2 separate regions of the Homo sapiens genome follow, and region 2 is linked to region 1. The links are chromatin contacts, found by Hi-C or POLR2A ChIA-PET in ENCODE. All regions are on one chromosome and are shown on one strand. The core of a region is the stretch at or near the end of the contact, and the rest is flanking DNA. Distances in the headings are between cores, read along the strand shown.

What was found. Hi-C counts contacts between places; a loop is a spot of excess contacts on that map. ChIA-PET counts read pairs that join two places held with the same protein, here RNA polymerase II (POLR2A). Pooled maps may share reads with other maps.
Region 2: a loop to region 1 is called in a pooled map, with 3 times the contacts of the local background. The contact joins two enhancer-like sites. A Hi-C loop is called at or near these places in 1 of 168 maps with a recorded cell type or tissue (CD14-positive monocyte), 2 of 37 single-sample maps with no recorded cell type and 3 of 50 pooled maps. POLR2A ChIA-PET finds 5 or more read pairs at or near these places in 1 of 52 experiments (PC-9).

The regions. Positions count from the first base shown.
Region 1 is chr9:104,773,766-104,781,185 of GRCh38, reverse strand. It overlaps NIPSNAP3B (nipsnap homolog 3B), which reads right to left. Exons shown (of 6, transcript NM_018376.4): 6 at 3,422-7,420. ABCA1 (ATP binding cassette subfamily A member 1) reads left to right here. Exons shown (of 50, transcript NM_005502.4): 50 at 1-180. Among named protein-coding and RNA genes, the nearest start is that of NIPSNAP3B, 13 kb to the right of the region's middle. RefSeq lists an enhancer at 5,693-5,942. Within about 2 kb of position 5,750, at least 5 of the 41 ENCODE cell types and tissues checked have a DNase peak (open chromatin) inside an H3K27ac peak, as active enhancers do; they include CD14-positive monocyte, where a contact is called at or near this core.
Region 2 is chr9:105,060,532-105,067,065 of GRCh38, reverse strand. No RefSeq gene overlaps it. Among named protein-coding and RNA genes, the nearest start is that of CT70, 72 kb to the right of the region's middle. Within about 2 kb of position 2,430, at least 30 of the 41 ENCODE cell types and tissues checked have a DNase peak (open chromatin) inside an H3K27ac peak, as active enhancers do; they include CD14-positive monocyte, where a contact is called at or near this core.

The DNA of each region.
Region 1 (7,420 bases), core at 4,501-7,000:
AATTGCAAAACTAGACAAAAGTTTCACAACAGATTTCTAAGTTAAATCATTTTCATTAAAAGGAAAAAAGAAAAAAAATTTTGTATGTCAATAACTTTATATGAAGTATTAAAATGCATATTTCTATGTTGTAATATAATGAGTCACAAAATAAAGCTGTGACAGTTCTGTTGGTCTACAGAAATTTACTTTTGTGCATTTGTGGCACCACCTACTGTTGAAGGGTTATAAAGCCATTAGAAAAGTAGAGGGGAAGTGATTTGGATCAAAAGGAAAAACTTTAGAAAAGATTCAAATGTTCCCTTAATCATAAAAGAGAACTGAGGGGACTACTTGAAAATAAAAGGTTGTTTTGTATTTTCATGTTGGTTAAGATACTGAGTAACTGGTATTAAGTGTTAGAGGTTTTTAGATAAATATTCTGCTTAATGATTATGAAGCTGCACTGAGATTTCTGAAAATGCTCTGTAGCTGAGCTTATTTAATAAATGTTCACTTGGTATAGGGGAAGCTACAAAGGCAGCCTTCAGTGTCCTTTTGTTTATTCAACCAAAAATATAAGGACACAATGTAGCAGTTATACTGGGAAGGTGCTGGGGGTGGTGGCAATGGTGAGCAGGAAGGCGAAGTAGATATGGAAACAGAAATGATACTAATATCGGTGATTCCTTCCTTTTTTCCTGTAATAAGTGCTGTGCAGACAACATATGAGCAGTGCTGATAAATGTAAATGTATTTTTCATAGCTCATTAAGAATCAGTTTCAGAAAGAGATGTCTGCTTATTTTGCTACTTGAAGAATCCCTGTCAAACAGTCCTTTTGAGGAAGTACAAGAGGCTGTCTCTATTTGTGACCTCAGGAATGGCTGTGACAGTGTCGTGAGCAGTCCTTTTCCTGTGGCACAGATCTGAACTTTGTGTGCAGAAAAATCTTGGCTTCAAGTGAGCCAAGATGCCCCCTGAGCATCAGCATCACAACTTCATCCTCCTATCTTGAAGTTCATGTTATAGTGACTTTAATGAAATCATAGAACACTGTTTCTTCGTGAACAATGACGAGGGAGAGGAAAAAACTTTATTGAAAAATAAAAAGGCAGGTAATTTAGATGAAAATATGTTACCCATGAGGTTTTGTTTTTGCTTTTTGTTTTTGTTTTTGAGAAACAGAATCTCGCTCTGTCGTCCAGGCTGGAGTGCAGCGGCATGATCTTGGCTCACTGCAACCTCCGCCTCCCGGGTTCAAGCGATTCTCCTCAGCTTCCCAAGTAGCTGGTACTACAGGCATGCGCCACCACAACCAGCTAATTTTTGTATTTTTAGTAGAGATGGGGTTTCACTATACGTTGGCCAGGCTGGTCTCAAACTCCTGACCTAAGGTGATCCTTCTGCCTTGGGCTCCCAAAGTGCTGGGATTACAGGCATGAGCCACCTTGCCTGGCCCTACCCATGAGCCTTGACTAAAACATTCTTCTATCTGTAGAAAAGCCCAAAAGAACTTTTCCAGATTCAAAAAACTTGGCACTTTGTAATGGTAATGTTTACATTAAGTAAAAAAAAAAAAAAAACCCACTTAGCTTCAGTTTTCAAGTGTTTACTGTGTTGTCATGCACTTCATTTAATTCTCAACACCTGCCCTATGAGGTAAAAAGTACCATTTTACATATGAGTAAATTACAGCTCAGTGGATAAGAAACTCGTCCAAAGGTACAGGTTCAGTCAAGTGGCAGAGGGTTCTTTTTGTTGAAGTTAGGTATCAGTTAAAATTGACCTTGTAAAATCACATCAGCATCAATATACATTAATTTAACAAATATTTATTGAACTTTACTGTATGCCAGATACTTCTCTAGGTACTAGGGGGTACAATGTAGAAGAAAATAGAATTCCTGCTCTAATGAATTTATATTTCAGTGGTGAAAGATGATGTGTGGACAAACACATCTAATGTATTTTGACAGCAATGGGTGCTAAGAAGAAAATAAGACATGGTAATTGGATAACAATGGAGAGAAGTCAGAGATGGCCTTTTCTGAGGAGTGACATGCTCAGAATCGAATAAAAAGAGCAGGAGCAGCCTTTCAAGGTGGGTGCGAAGGATATTCCCGGAAGAAAGAATAAGTGTTGCAAAAGCCCCAGTGGGAAAAAGCTTGGCAAGCTGAGGTGGTAAAAGAGCTATCTGTACTAATGTCTCTTGTACTGAGTTAGCAAGGACAAGAGTGGCAGGGGGTGGAACTGGAGAGATAGCAGGGACCACATCTCACAGGATCTCGCCAGCCTTTTTAAGGTATTTGGATTTTATTGTTAGTGCAACAAGGAGCCACTGGAGAGTTTTAAACAGTAGTGGTGTGACCTACTGTTTCAGAAAGAACACTGGCTACTATGGGAAGAAAGGACAGTAGGAAGACTAATAGATAATGGTGGATTGAACTAAGATGGTAGCAACAGATAGGGAGCTATGGTAATGTTCAGTATCCACTTTGGAGATAGATCCAGCAGGACTTGCTGACAGACTGCATGTAAGGGCTGAGGGAAAGAGAGCTAGCAAGGTGACTTCTAGTTTGTGACCTGAACTAGGTAGATGGTTGTGTTAAAAATGCAGTGGGTATTTCAGTCTGAAGCTCAGGGGCAATGATGGAAAATAAGATAAATGTGTGCAAGTTGGCTGGGCGTGGTGGTGCACGCCTATAATCACAGCACTTTGGGAGGCCGAGACGGGTGGATCACTTGAGGTCAGGCGTTTGCGACCAGCCTAACATGGTGAAACCCCATCTCTAATAAATACAAAAAAATTAGCTGGGCATGGTGGTGCATGCCTGTAATCCAAGCTACTTGGGAGGCTGAGACAAGAGAATCGCTTGCACCTGGGAGGCGGAGGTTTCAGTGAGCTGAGATCGCACCATTGCACTCCAGCCTGGGCAACAAGAGCGAAACTCCATCTAAAAAAAAAAGTGTGCAAGTTATTGGTACGTATATATTTAAGCCTCGGGACTGAATGAGATTACCTAGAGAGAATGAAGATAGGGAACATTCTTGAGCCTGAGATCCTATAACATTTAGAAGAGAAGCTAGCCAGGGAAATTGAGAGGGACTGGCCAGTGAGAGAGAGTAAAATCTGAAGAGTATAATGCCATATGTTGAAGCTCAGAGAATTATTGTTTCAGGAAGGCAGAAGTTGTCAATTATGTCCAACATTGCTGAGAAGATGAGTAAGGAATGTAAATGAGTAAAGGCAGGAATGGCTATTGAATTTGTTAAGACAGAGGTCCTTGGTGACCTTCCTAAGAGTCATTTCAGCATGACAAGGATGCAGACCTAACTGGAATAGATTTTCAGGGAAGACTGAGAGGCAAGGAAGGGGAGACTGCAAATATATGCAAATCTATATTTTTGCTTTGAAGGGAAACAGAAAACAGGACAACAGCTGGTTTACAGAACTTTTATTTGGATTCTTTCCTTGTCTGTTAATAATATAGGCTGCACCTGGGCATCATCGTGCCCTTCCTTTTTGATTCTGCTGTTTTGCTTTTAATCCTACAGGCATTTCTTCTGGCAGGAGCCTTGTACACACTCTGGGTGGTTCATGACCACCACGGACTTGCCCTTTCAAGGCAGAAGCCTGTGATTCAAAAACTTCCATTCCTTCCAATCGACTATTATAAAACTCATTTTGTCTAGTGCCCATACTCCTTTACCTTAGGATCCTGGGCCAACTGTCACTAAAGAAAACAAACCATTTCCTCCTCCTGGGGGAATGTGCTTCTTTCAAGAAGGTGCTTAGAGAATAGACATTCTAGGTGACAGCAGTTATGAAAGAGGTGTCTCTAATGAACCTAACACTTCTTCCAACATACTCCAGGTTCACCCTCCTTTGAAGACAGAAAGTACTACAACTTCAGTTGCCACCCTAGTCAGGTTCATAGGATTTACTCAGTAGGTTAAGAGATGGTGCTGAGAATGAAGTCCAGAGTTTGAGTCTACAAGTGGCATTTGCTTCTCCTTTGGGACTTCTGTGGCAGGGTGTGGAACCAAATCAGATTGGTTGCATATCTGTTTCTCTTCCTGAAAATACAATTCAAATACCTTCATAGTCTGTGACAGCAACTTATAACCAACAGACAATGGTATTATTTTTATTTATTGATGGCACTCCCCCATAGCCAGAACTTCTACTGAGTCATTCATCGTGTATTCCAGGAATACTTTCCAAATGGAGTAGTGAGGCACTTCCAATAACAGTTATGTAATCTGTTAACAGTGGCTCAAAATGACATGTGAAGGAATGATGTACTTCTTTTTTCAGACTCACAGATCTCATATGTTAATTCAGTCAACAAGTACTTAGGGCTTATCACATGCCAGGCACAGGTAATATGACAATAATGAAAACAAAAACCCTTGCTGTCATAGAATTCGGTTTCTAGTGGGAAGAGACATACATTAACAAATCATATATAAGTAAAACATTAATTATGGTGATAACAGAAAAAGAAAGCAGGGGAGAGGGATAGTGTCTTAGTTCAGGTTGCTGTAACAAGAGTACCATAGACAGGGTGGCTTAAACAACAAACATTTCTTTCTCACAGATCTAGTGGCTGGGAAGTCTAAGACCAGGGTGCCAGCATGAAGAAGTTCTGGTGAAGGCTTACATTCTGGTTTCCTCACAGTGAGGGCTCTTCACGCCCTTATAAATGCACTAATTCTATTACCCACATGACCTCATCTAAAACTAACTCACAAAGGCCAAACCTCCTATGTTGAGATTAAGGCTTCAACATAGGAATTTTGGGGGGACAAAAACATTCAGTCTCTAGCAGATAGGGGCCACTGTGGGAGGGGATTACAATCTTAAATAGGGTTGTCAGGGAAGGCTTCATGAGGGCAAAGACCTGAGGAGGCATGGAAATGATCCACGCAGATGCATGTCTGGGGAAGAGCATTCCAGGCAGAGGCAGTGGGAATGGACCCTCAGGTAAGAGCATGTTTAGCAAGTTCAGAGAAAAGCCTCTTAGGTCAGGTCTGGAGCGAGAGTGGAAAATGTAACAGGACAGATCATGTAAAGACTTGTAGACCACAGTTAGAGGCTTGGACAATAACTCTGAGGATGACATGAAGGTATTGGGAGGGGGTGTTGAGCAGAGGAGTGATATGATCTGGTTTATATTTTAGATTATTCTGACTGCTATGTTGAAAATAGGGTTGAGAGCAGAGGGGAAGGGCAGCACACCAGTTAAGACCACTTCCCAAAAATCCAGATGATGATGGGCTTGAACCAGGAGAGTTGCTATAGGGATGTGAAGCAATCAAATTCTAGATATTTGGGACCTGCTGACAGGTACATAATGGTGTATGAGAGAAAAGGCAGTGTGAGAATGACTCTGAAGTCTGTGGCCTGAGCAAAACAGAAACCTGGAGTTGCCAATAGCTGAGATAAAGTTTCTGGTTAAAGATCAAGAGCTCAGTTTTGGACAAGAGGGGTGTGAGATTTCTAATAGACATTCAGGTGGAGGTGTGGGGAACACACCTGGATGTGATGAGCCTGGAATTCAAATTCACATGTGTGAATTTGAAAAAAGATTCAGAAAAGAGGTGTGGACTGGAGGAGCTATCCACACACAGATAGCATTTGAAGCCACAAGACTGGGGGTGATGACGCAGGGAGTAAGTATAAATAGAAAAGAGAAGTGGTCCAAGGACTCAGTCCTTACATCAGAGGTCAAAGAGACAAGATGGAGACTAGGAGATATGAAGGCTTGTGCAGTGAGTGTTTCGGAGAAACGAAGAAACTTCCCAGAAGAAAGGAGAGGTCAACTGCTAACAAGTCAAGTGAAATGAGAACTGGGAAATGAGTTGACAAGAGCAATTTGGCTGGCGTGATCAGAGAATGTTTAAGAGATAATGTGAGGGAAGAAAATGGAGGCAGGAAGTATGAACTACTCTTTTGAGTCATATTGTAAAGGAAAAAAATGGGGTGATTTTACTCTTTTTTTTTTTTAAAGATAGGAAAAAAAAGTATATTTATATGCTGAGGAGAAGAATCCAGTTGAAGGGGAATACTGTGGCTTCAGGAGACAGGAAAACTGCCTAAGCCACATCCTTCAGCAAGTGAGTGTTCAAGTGGAGGGTTTGTCTTTGCTTGGGGCACGGGCGGTTCATCCACAGTGAAAGGAGAGAAGGCAGGGCATGTGGGGTTGGCTGTAGAAAGCGGGCAGACGGGGTGGGAACTTATGAAGACTCTTCTGATTGTTATTTTCTCTGTTAAGTAAAAGGAAAGGTCATTGGCTAAGAATGAAGATGGACGCGCAGGTGCTGGGAGTCATCGAAGAGAATGAAAGAATGAATAAAATAGAGAAAAATACAATGCTATTATATAAACCTATACATTTAAATTACTTTCCTCTTCAAATTAGACCCCCTGGAAGGCAAATCTCTGTCATGTTAAGTTTTAGGAAAAGTCATAATCTACTTGGAGCTAAGTATGAAGAATAAGGTATATGATTTAAACCACATAATTCTATTTTTGCTTAAACCGGGGAAGCCTTTAAGGTAACGTAGAGTGTACCCATTAAAAAAGATAAAAATGTCAGCTTCCCCTTCCCTTTAAATATAGTAAGGCTCAAAGGTAATTGATGTTCATAACCCTAAGGTACTATAACAGTCTGAAGCAAAATATTAAATGTCTTCTGTAGTATTTTAGTTAACTTTTAATTTTATTGGTAATTTATGTGTAGTTAACCACATACTTGTGCCTCAACTATTTCACATAAATGTGAGATGTCTTAGGCCTCTTTGAACTCTGCATGGAAAAGAATGCTGAGGAGGTATGTCTGTTTAAGCTGCCACTGCCTGCCTCTCATAAATAATATCTCACATTGCATAATAGCCCAGATAAACTGCAGATCGCTTAGAGCCTGATAAATGAGAGGAAACTGTACAGTTTGTTTTCCAAATTGCCCTTGGACAGCTAATTCACAATTTACTATTTTATAGCTGTAAGATTTTAAAAATATAAAATAACATAGCTGTAAATACAGATTATCAGAAGATAGTCTGTAAAAATGTAAATATAATATAGCTGTAAATATACACTATCGGAAGTACCAAATCTAGTTTTAGTAGGTAGAGGCATCAAGTAAAATGGAAATGAAAGATGTTTCAAGGAAAACTCCAGGACATCTGTGGCAGTACTAAAGAAACCTTCCTTCTCAGGTTCCCAGCATGCTATTTTATTGATGTAACAACATTTTCAATAAAGTTGGTAAATTATCACTATATTACTGTCTTATAGCAACATAGCAAGAGCTTTAGAGATCATATAAGTATAAAATGTGAATTTAAAAAAACAATGAATATGCAGGATTTTTATTAGGGCAAGCGTTTCCATAACCATAAATATTTCTTTAAAACAAATAAATGTCCCAAGA
Region 2 (6,534 bases), core at 1,181-3,680, 290 kb before region 1:
ATGATCCATGACAGCTCTAGCATACCACCACTCTGGTCCTCCTCAGTGTGCACCTGTTTCTTGGCAAGGACCAGCTCATATGAATCTTGAGCTTCAAATGCAAAGGCAGCTCCATTGCTTCCTTGTCACCTAACTGGTCACATCTCCCCATGGCTGCTATCTTGTGCCTCTGCCACACGGCTTCTCCATCTTCTATGGTAAGTGGGGTTTTGCAGAGTTTCTGGGAGAGTGTCCTTCTCCAGGCTGGAGCCCCCTGTGGTGGACACAGGCTTTTATTCTTCAGTGAGGATCTTGGTCTCACATCCTTGTACTCTCCCTTAAGGTGTTCTTGCTCACTTTACCGTGAGCCACCTTGGCATATTGGGCTGTCAAGTTCCATCTGGTCAGTGAGCATTTGTGGAGTCCGTACAGTGTGCTGACTCCTCCTGTTTGTGTTTCTGGTGCCAGGTCCTGTGCTCTGACATCCATTCTCTCATTTGGCCCTTAGAGCAGCCCTGCTGGATGAGTCTTATTTTTTCAACATTTCACGTGAGGAAACTGTGGCCCAGAGACGGGAAGTAACTTGCCCACAGTCCAGCAGTCATGTCTTAAGCAAAACATTGCCTTTGATATGTAACGTGCAGGGAAACATCTTTCACCCCTCAGCTGGCTGCTGCTGGTTGTGGACTCACTTTGCTCAACTAAGGGAGGATTTGGAGTTGTTTTCTGGGAAGGCTCCACCACAGAATTGCAGCAGAGGGACATTTAGATAGAAGGGCAGAACTGGAGTTGGAGCCAGTCATGAGCCCCAGGAGCATCTGTGATTCCGTGTTATTCCTAAAGAAGGCAGAGCTGGAACTGGGGTTGGGTCTGCTCCCTGGGAACATCTATGACCCTGTCTCATTGCCTTGCACCCCTCTGTGCCTGCTGGAGCCTGGTTCCTGGCTCCTAAAGGAGAAACGCCATTTGGAGGCAAGTGTGGTCCTTCCCATTGCAGGAGCTCCTTTTTTTTTTTTTTTTTAAGATGGTGTCTCACGCTGTCGCCCAGGCTGGAGTGCAATGGCGCGATCTCGGCTCACTGCAACCTCCGCCTCCCGGGTTCAAGCAATTCTCCTGCCTCAGTCTCCCGAGTAGCTGGGATTACAGGTGCCTGCCACCATGCCCAGCTATTATTTGTATTTTTAGTAGAGAACAGGTTTCGCCATGTTGGCCAGGCTGGTCTCGAACTTCTGACCTCAGGTGATCCGTCCATCTCCTCCCAAAGTGCTGGGATTAAAGCATAAGCCACCATGCCCGGCCTGCAGGAGCTCTTAACACCTGTGCGGAGAAGGCTGGGCACCTTGCGACTGAGCAGCAGATGTGTCTCATGAAGGGAAGCCAGCTTTAGCTGTGGAGCAAATGCTGAGTGCCAGGCTGGGGAAGGTGGGACAAGAAGAAGGTGAGAATTGAAGGATCATGGAAGCCTGTTTCTCAGAAGACCTGGATTCAAGTCTAAGTTCTCCTTACTTATTAGCTTTGTGGACTTGGGTAAATCATTAAGCCTCTGAGTTGTTTGCCCCTCTGTGGAATGAGGGAGATAAGGATAGTGGCTACTGTTTGTTAAGGGCTCTCTATGAATTAGGTGCTGCAGTCAGCGTGTACTAAACATTATGTACAAGGTAATTCCCATAAAAGACTGAACCCAGTGCCAGAAACACGGTCAATGTGCACTATATGGCAGCTGTTAATGTTTTGTTGATCCTCCTAACAATCCCCTGATTAATAATAACCACAGAAATAATAATAGTTGCTAGCATTTATGGAGCACTTTGTATGCATCCAGCCATTGTTTTGAGTGCTCTAGGTGTATTAACTTATTTAATTTTCCCAGCTATCCCATGAGGTTGGTTCTATTTTTAACCTCATTGACATGTGAGAAAATTGAAGCACAATTAAGTTAAATGCATTGCCCAAGACACGTGACTAGAAATTGACAAACAGCTAGAAAGCAGAAGAGGTGTTCTTATTGTTGCCCATTTCACAAGGACAGTAACTAAGGCACAGAGAGGCTGAGCAGCGTGCCCATGGCTGGGGTCGGCAGGACTCTCCTCTGGGTTTTTGGGCAGATGAAATGATATAATGGATGGGAAATGGCTTTGTGAACTGTCCTTCCGACTGTTTCAGCCGGCAGTGAGTAAGCTTTGCATGTTCTGTTTTTTCTAATCTAGTTGCATCAGCTGGTCTGAGAGCCAGGGGCCTTTAGGAGGACCTGCCTGGACTTAGCTTGTCATTGGATAGGTGCTTTGTGTGTAGGTCCTGGACTTACATCCCCTCGGGACAGCCTAGGAGCCGTGGCTTGTCTGACTTCAAAGCCGTTGCCAGCTGGGAGGCTTTGGGAGGAGCCAGCTGGCAGCTGGCCACCATCATGTGCAGCTGGGGTTACCAGCAGTCACTCTCCGGCCTTCCCCCAACCACACTCACTGTCTCCAGTGGCTGATTCCCAGACACACCCAAGACAGCAGTCAGCCAGGCAGGGGGAAGAGCAGCTCGAGGCTCCTAATGGAGTGGCGCTAATCAGGGAAAAAGGGAGCCTCTTTTTGCTCCCTTCCCCACTATGCTTCTGGCATAACCCCTCTCCCACAGGGCTCCTCAGGCATGACATCCTAGAAATTCCTGGGTGCATTCCTTCTTCCCAGTTACGTACTTTCCAAAATGGAGTAGGTAGGGCTACTGGGTCTTTGGGGAGGGGTCAGTGTTACATGCCTCTAGGGCTCTCTCCTCACTTCACTGGGAGATCCTCCAGCAGGGGTAGGATCTCCCCTCTCCTGAGCCAGCATCGGGCAGGGCCTGGGAAGGTGTTCAGTATTGTCACGTTTCTGGAGGGAAGGCCAATTCAGCTATCGGGTTGGCACTTGGGTGCTGTGTGTGGTGATGGTGATGGTGATGGTGGCAGCTTGTGTGTGTCTGGAGGAGGGAGGAAGTTTGGTGGGGGAAGGGAACCAGAGGCAGCTGAGGCTGAAAGGGCTGAGATGCGGGGGCTCTCGCCTGCTGGTGTGGCAGGAAGGGCTTGGGCTCCATACACACATAGATGTGGCCTTGACTCCTCACCTCATCACGCACTGTCTGAATGAGGTGTTCATCTCATGCGATTCTTCCCCTGGGCCTCTTTGTTTATGAAGGGAATGGGGGAAGGTAAAAACCAGACTTCAGTTTGGTTTCTGTCTGGCAGTAATGACTAAGCTCTCTTTTTTCCTGATTAGTCTTAGGCAAATGTCTGTACAAGAATTATTTTCTTACGAGGATCACACAGTCCAGTGTAACATGAAATTCCTCCAATTAAAATGACTTTGCCTCTCCATGTTGTGAAATATTAACCTTGACATTATTGTGCTAATAGTACATGCTCCTATTCTCAGATCCTATTTTCACTTCGAAGGTACTCTGAGTCCATCAAGATGGACTAAACTTTTCTATATATCAGCTCTATGATCCCCAGGTCTTCCCTGAGAGGAGCTGGGGGTAAGATGGAGAATCTCAGTTCATCTAGCCAAAAATATTTGTTCCTTTCACTTCCCTTAAAGAATTTTACAGTTCAGGAATCACTTCCACATGCTTTATGGGAAATCTTTTTTTTTTTTTTTTTTTTTGAGATGGAGTCTCGCTCTGTCGCCCAGGCTGGAGTGCAGTGGAGCGATCTCGGATCACTGCAAGCTCCGCCTCCCAGGTTCACCCCATTCTCCTGCCTCAGCCTCCCAAGTAGCTGGGACTACAGGCGCCCGCCACCACGCCCGGCTAATTTTTTGTATTTTTAGTAGAGATGGGGTTTCACCATGTTAGCCAGGGTGGTCTCGATCTCCTGACCTCCTGATCCGCCCGTCTTGGCCTCCCAAAGTGCTGGGATTACAGGCGTGAGCCACCGTGCCCGGCCTTTTTTTTTTTGAGATGGAGTCTCACTCTGTCGCCAGGCTGGAGTGCAGTGGCACGATCTCAGCTCACTGCAACCTCCGCCTCCCGGGTTCAAGCGATTCTCCTGCTTTAGCCTCCCGAGTAGCTGGGACTACAGGGGTGCGCCACCACGCCCAGCTAATTTTTGTATTTTTAGTAGAGACGGGGTTTCACCATGTTGGCCAGGATGGTCTCCATCTCTTGACCTCGTGATCCACCCCCCTCAGCCTCCAAAAGTGCTGGGATTACAGGCGTGAGCTGCCGCACCCCGCCGCTTTATGTGAAATCTTTAAAACACGTGTCTGAAGTAAGTATTCTCCCCCATCATTAAAGTGTAGATAGAGAATCTAAGACTCAGAGAAGGTAACTGAATTGCCTAGGGTCACATAACCATTGAGCAGCTCTGAGTTCCTCACGGTGCCTTCTGTGTCCTCTTCTCTCTGCTCAACTGCATCCATCTCTGGCTGCAGTGCCAGCTGCTTCAATCTGTTCTCTCTGTGGGAGGCCGCAAGCCACCAGGCATCAGCCAGGAGCAGAAGTGTTCAAAAATTGTCCAGCTGCAGCTGGGCAGAACTCAAGGAGTTGTGGTCCCCCACTGCAGCTGACAAGGATAGCGAGAAGCAAATACCCTGAAGGTTAGGAGCCCATCAGGGGAGGACTAGAGGGAATCAATTCATCAGCTGTGTCCAAATGCCCCACCTCCCAGCAGAAGGCCACACCATCTACCAGTGAAACCTGCTGCAATCTTGACCCTTGAATCCTCACCATGATCCGGTATCCTCTTGGCTCACCACCGCACCCCTTCCAATGAATCACTAGGTGGTTTCCAGTCTACCTCTGATATAGCTCCCTAATTTTTCCCCTCCTCTACATCTCCAGCCTGCACTCTAGAGCTGCAACCCCCTTCCCCAGTCCACCGCACTCTGCCTCCGGGATCTCTCCCCTCCTGCAACCTCAAGGGAATTCTTGCAGTGATTTTTAGAAAGAAAAAAGTGTAGGCTGGACATGATGGCTCACACCTGTAATCTCAGCACTTTGGGAGGCTGAGGCGGATGGGTCACTTGAGGTCAGGAGTTCGAGACCAGTCTGGCCAACGTGGTGAAACCCTCTCTATAATAAAAATACAAAATCAGTGGACAGTAGTGGTGCACCCCTGTAATCCCAGTCACCCAGGAGGCTGAGGCAGGAGAATTGCTTGAATCTGGGAGGTGGAGGCTGCTGTGAGCCAAGATTGTGCCACTGCACCCCTGCCTGGGCAACAGAGTGAGACTCCATCCCCACTACCAAAAAAAAAAAAAAAGAAAAAAGAAAAGAAAGGAAAAAAGTGCAAATCTGCTTGTATTATGCTTCAAAATCCTTTACCATCTATGCATTGCTTTCTAAATGCAGTGACAGTCCCTTAGCTGATGCACTCTACTTGTGGGCTGCCCTGTTATTATTTTTTTTTAGATGCAGTTTTGCTCTTATCGCCAAGGCTGGAGTGCAGTGGCACGATCTCCGCCCCCGGGGTTCAAGCGATTCTCCTGCCTCATCCTCCCAAGTAGCTGGGATTACAGGCATGTGCCATCACACCTGACTAATTTTTTGTATTTAGTAGAGATGTGGTTTCACCATGTTGGTCCGGCTTGTCTTGCACTCCTGACCTCAGGTGATCTGCCTCAGCCTCCCAAAGTGCTGGGATTACAGGCGTGTGCCACCGCGCCCAGTGTGCCCCATTACTCTATAGCTTTACTCCTTATGTGTATGTTCTACTCTATCAGTGCTAAATTTTCCAGTCTCAGTGGGTTGTGCCATCTCCCTTCTTGTCCTGGGTAACTCCTGTTCCTACTTCAGATGTCTCTTCCTCTGGAAAACCTTTCACTTGATACCCACTCCAAGACTGGCTTAGGGGTCCCTCTTCAGGGCCCTCTGTTTATCCCTGTGGTGGAACTAATACTGGGATTCCCTCGTCTCAGGTGTAATGAAGTAAAAACAAAAATGGATCAAACAGCTGGCACCGTGAGTTTGCTACTGGAAGATACTTTGGTAGAAATACCTAGAGAATCTGCCTGGGTTGAATGTGAGGTTCAGAGAGCAGGAAACAAAGCAGCAAAAGATGCTGAGCAAACTGCTCTGAGTGAGACAAGAAGAGAAAGATGCGAGGCATAGGAGAAGCTGGGGTGATAGTGTAAAGGACCCTGTGGAATGAAGGGCCAGTGGAGACTCCTCTGGGGTGGGTTAGCCAGAAGACATTTTGAATAGATAGGCCGCATGTTTAGTGTCAAGCTCGTTTGTTTTAAGTGAGGCAAACCACTCTGACCTCCTCTCCCCTAGATCTCTCAATCTTCAGTAAAGCCTGAAATATTCACGAATCATTATAGGAGTGGGTTTATGTGTTTGTGCCTGTGGAGAGGGGAAGTTTGTGGAAGTGTTATAAGAACAACAGGTTCGTACGCCCACTGTGCAGTAACAGACCAATTACACTGAGACAGCAGGGTTTGCAGCACAGAAAGAGCTCAATGATTGCAGAGCTCTGAGGGAAGGATGGGAGGAGACCCTCAAATCTACATCCCCAAGGAATTCTGGGCTGGGGTTTTTGAGGGTCATGGAGGGTAAGCAGGTTAAAAATAGACTGGGCATGGTGGCTTACGC